2 separate regions of the Homo sapiens genome follow, and region 1 is linked to region 2. Evidence: chromatin loops called from intact Hi-C (ENCODE). Cell type or tissue: heart left ventricle. All regions are shown on one strand.

What was found. Peaks named below come from ENCODE experiments on the same cell type or tissue, not always from the same donor. Only the 100,000 strongest peaks of a DNase experiment are listed, where the experiment ranks them.
Region 1: a loop joins it to region 2, with 2.8 times the contacts of the local background. A loop is called at or near these places in 6 of 110 quality-filtered maps.

Annotation. Positions count from the first base shown.
Region 1 is chr9:13,785,284-13,787,783 of GRCh38, forward strand. No RefSeq gene overlaps it. Among named protein-coding and RNA genes, the nearest start is that of LINC00583, 140 kb to the right of the region's middle. In heart left ventricle, no CTCF peak of the experiment used is centred here; a DNase peak (open chromatin) is centred at 1,028; H3K4me3 peaks cover 607 bases; H3K27ac peaks cover 2,005 bases.
Region 2 is chr9:14,026,375-14,028,874 of GRCh38, forward strand. No RefSeq gene overlaps it. Among named protein-coding and RNA genes, the nearest start is that of LINC00583, 100 kb to the left of the region's middle. In heart left ventricle, no CTCF peak of the experiment used is centred here; a DNase peak (open chromatin) is centred at 987; H3K27ac peaks cover 2,454 bases.

The DNA.
Region 1 (2,500 bases), 240 kb before region 2:
CGCCCAAAGTGCTGGAATTACAGGTGTGAGCCACCACACCCAGCCAATGTCTCTACATCCATCTCTTTGATTTTACTCTTGACCAGTATTTCTCAAACGTCCTTTTACTTGAAGAAAAAAAATTTATGACTTCAATCCTTCTAAGTCACTTTTTGAATCACACAGCTTCTTATATATTTACAAATATAAAAGCAGGAATGAATCCATATGCTACAGATATTGGTGAGTTGCAGTTGTGGTCTCTGAAAGGTGGTATCCATGTAGTCACATTTTTCAAAATAAATAAAAGATCTGCTGAGTTTGATGAGGTTTAAAAAGGTATGAGTCCTATCCAGGACTATGATTTAGTCCTCACACATAGTCTACTAGCCCTTATAACCTTTTAAAAAATGTATGATTAATAAAACATTTTTCATTGACTTATTCCTGGAGCTTTGCTTCCATTGAGACCACCTGGGGCTTGGAGCACCCAGATTCTCTAGTGAGCTGATCTGAATGCTATGCCTTCAAATTGCCTACCTGAAGCCTCCACCCCTTCCTCAACTAAAGGATGAAAATCGAAGCCAGAAGTTCAAAATACACCTCTGATTTTGAAGAGGCTGTTGGGATTCTTAAATAACAACAAAAAGTAGTTTGGTGCTCTTCTCTGCACATGCTACAGTAAGCCTTTAGGGGAATGTTCTGAGAGTGATTACTGTCGTGGTAAGCAATGGTTTTTGTAGGTGCTGGTTTGTGGGGTGATTACTTGGGCTTAATCTCTTTCTCATGGGTAAATGTGAAGCCTCTCCAGTTCACATTTGTTATTCAGGCAGAAATCAACTGAAATTTGTCTATAAGAAGATATTGGGCTGGCCCCTGTTTTGCCTCTTAGCGCCCTTCCTTACCTATCCTACATGCAAGCTCCCCACTGGGAAAGGGCAGCTTCCTCCATGGGATCTGTCTTGTATCTTGTCTCCATATTGTTGCTGGGAAACCTCTTCTTGAAGTCAAGTGATAAAGTTGCACTTCTGTTTCCAATGGCGCCCGTCCAGCCCGAAGTGAGACTGGCTGCTTTGTGAGAGCTTCTCAACTGGGTCGCCAAGCACAGTAGTGCAGCTGGAAAGTGTTTTCTCACTGTTGTGCCCCAAGACTGCGGTTAGTTTCAAATTCCTATGAATGTGACTAAAAAATGTTTGTGTTTTAGCCACAATCACTAACAAATTACACTCAGCTATTCAACGCACAGACCAAAAGAGAGCCTGACCCCATTATCAAAACTCAAACCCAGATGGTGAGGAGTCCCAGCCTAATGAGGGCCTCTCAGTCATTTCAAACAAATTTCTTGTCAATCATGCCACATTGCATATGGGGGTCTTCTTTCAAAGACATCCAAGTTTGAGGACTCAGAGGCTTTCCACGGCTAAGCAATGCCTTCCTCCTAAAATTACTCATTTTTCAAGAGCTTTGAGAAAATCCTCTTCTCTCCTTTTCCTCCCTTCCTTCCCTAAAAAGAAAAAAAAAAATCTATCCTGTCTACACTAGACAACTTTATCAGACTCAAATATCAAAATTGGAGCAGCCAGAAAGTCTGAACTACATTCTTGGCTCACTCATCAGGGAAAGAAAAAAACAAAATGAACTCAGAAGAAAAAGAAAGACAATATCAAAAAGCTTTATTGAATAGTCTTCTGAATGTAAAATAAATTTACCAGAAACTGTAATTCCAGGATCCAATGCTCACTTTGATTGCAATAAAGAGTTAGAAAGAAAACCACACTGTTGTCTGGAACTTGACAAAGGTACAAAGAGAATCCCCTGTTTTTCCATCTTTCTAGATGAGATGCAGAATTTTGCCCTCTGCCCAAAAGGCTTTGGCCTTACAGGTCTGTCTTGACCCTGTGTTTGCTCCTGTTCCATTTGGTTCTTTCCTTACTCTCAGTGAATCAAAGCCTGACCTCTCCTTGGCTTTTTCTCCTTTCTCAATACTCCATGCACGCTTCTCTGACTATGAAGTGTCGCCCCTGATGTTCTCTCTGGCATCTCTTGCAGGCTGCCATGCTTAGTGGTAAATTCCCTCCCCTGGAGAGGCAGTCACAGCTGTGTGTCCTACGAAAGGACTGAGCTGCTTGCTGCGTGCAAAGTAGAAGAAAACCAGTGTAAATCGCAGTCCTAATTGCCCATATGGGAGATTTGCAAAGAAGGAAGTGAGTACAATGAAAGAGCAGGGCAAGTCGTAAGCAGAAGGCTGAGACCGGAGTGCTGAGGGAAAAGCAGCCACCATATCAAGAAGTTCAGAAATTGTTTCTGCTACTGCTGCTGAGGATTCAAAGAGGGTTTTAGAATAAAACAAAGTCCGCTGGTGTGAGGACTGAACTCCATTTTCTGTGTGAGTCTGAGTAAAGAGAAAGATAAACAGAACCTTTCACCGATAGGCATATTTTAGAGTTCAAGTGTGACATGATGTGTCCAAAATAGATTCCACATGATTGGAGCAGATCCAGAATCCCAGTCCCTGAATAGC
Region 2 (2,500 bases):
GTTTGAAGAAGTTGGCATTTGAACTGTACTTTGAAGGGTGCATGGTAGATTGTATTAGGGTGAATGAAGAGAAAGTCATTGTAGCAGAGAAGACAACATGATAAAGACCCAGAGATATGGAAATACCTGATGATTCAGACAATGGTGAAAGGTTTGGGAAGACAGGAATGGAAGATATAAATTGGAAGTTGTAGGAGACTGAGCTAGGGTGATAAGTTCTCTTCTATATATTCCCCACCAGGACTGAAGCAGAGAAAGAAGAGGGTAGGATTTAGACAAGTTTAGAGAGGAAATGTAATAGAGGAAAATGCATGGGTTTTGAGGGTCCAAAGGACTGGAACTCAAATACTAGTTGTGCCATGGTCTAAGTTTGTCACATTGGATAATTTTATTTAGCTTCTCTGAGCCTCAGTTTCATCTGAAAGAATTCATATAATACCTGCCTCAAATACCTGCAACAGGACCAAAAGCAAACACATATGCAAAATCCTGGCATATAGCTGGATTTCTTTTAAATGTTCATTTTCTTTTACGTGTGAGTTTCATTTCACTTCTTTTCACCCTTCCAGATCTCTCCTCACTTCTGCTCACTTCATCAAGCCCCATTCCACAAGGTGACCAGTGTTGGCTTTAGCTTTGGATGGCTCCTTTTGGCTCACTGCTTGATTCAAGCATCATCCCAGATCTCTGCATAGCTGTATCTTCCTATCCCTCAAGTTGAAGCATTATCGAAAGGTTTTGGTTGGTTATTTGTAATTGCTGGGTGGAATTCCAAGGTTCCTCTCACCTCCTGCCCAGCCCACATCCTCCCTAACCCCCACCACCCCAGTAGATGGGAAAAAGAAGGTGTGAGGCTCCCTGGGAGCTTGGCTATTGTTTGAGGGAACTGGAAGCCACCGTGCTCAGAGTGTCCATCCTCCCTCCTCCCAGCACATGCTGCTTCCTGTCAATCATCCTGGAACACCGAGTGCTGGGCCAGACAATTTTGTCCACAGGATGTTTGTTTGAAGGCGCTGCCTTGCCAAGTCTCAAAGCTCAAGACTTCCGCTGACAATCCAAACACCAAAATGAGAAAAGGGGAAAAACCTCTGGGCAGTTCTTTTAATCCCTAATAAGGCCTATTTATATTCAAAAATAGCAACAGGTTATCTGAACTTGCAGAGGCTGAAGAGGCTAGGAAGCTTGATCTTTAAAATCCTGAGCTCCAGGGAAGTTGAAATACAGGTTTCTAAGAGTGGACACTAAAAGCATGTCCTCAAAGCACCTTTAGCTTATTCCACAGTCAGCTTTCATAAATGATCAACTCCTGTTTTTATGGGCACACCTGACTGCACTGTCCAGAGGGTAAATGCCTTGCTACTAAGCCACAAAGCAAAAGAATTTGCAAGACATATATGGATATAAATTTAAGGTGCTCAACCCAAGCTACAGGATAAATCTAACTGTCTGGGGTCACTGTGTAAATTTCTGCTATCATTTCAGGGTTTGCACACAATCTGAGAAATGTTGGGGTCTCTCACTAATGATTAACCTAAAGCAAGAAAGTTTGGAAAATGACCTTAAAACATGTTATATTTTATTCAGGGAATAGGTAAAAGATTTTTCCTGGATGTAAATAATTAAAAGATTCCCAGTTGACTTTTGGAGACTCAGTAGTTGAGAGCCCTTGACATGTCTATTTCTACAGCCTCTGTAATTACCAAACAGGAATCTTGAGCCTCTGTGTATTTATCAACCATTATTTATAATCTCTATGTCTCCAGGCAAATGACTTAATCTCTCTGAGGTTACTTTTGTCTGTGAAAATGCATCGTTATCCAAACTCTATTGGATTGTAATAATGCTTAAGCGAGATCAAGTGTGAAATGTGCATGGCATGCAAGAGGTGCTCAATAAATGGTAACTTAGAAAATAGAAAACCAGGGAGAATTTGAGAGGCATTCCTAGGACTGACTTTAAAGTGACTTCAACTACCACTTTCACCTTCTCAACAAAGTATTAGGGACACATTAGCAGTAACCCTGATATGTGAAAGCAAGCCACAAAAGCCTCTAGTAGAAGCAGTTTTGAGATAAACATGATCCAAATATGCCTTATTGAGAGCATCCTAATCTCAACAGTCAGTGGTCAAATAAATGACAAGTTTGTGAGCAGAATCAGGAATAAAAAAGCAGTACACTCCAGTATATTCCTGAAACATTAACACACACCTGTCAGGAAATGATACCAAGAAGCAGGACTTTCACAGTCCTTGCGGATGACCTTGCAGAGGACCCCAAGTTACACTGATGTTTAAGTTTAAGGTACCCCAAGTTTTGGAACCATCTGTTCAAGTTCTGGCCAGATTTCCATGCAGTATGCAAATGTCCTAAGAGAAAAATTATTTCCCAGGTTACTACAAAGAGATGTATATTCTGAAATTTTTCCAAAGAAATTTCTGTTATACAGAATATGGGTTTGGGGAAAGGTTATTAAACCAAGCCACTAAACTTCAGCATTA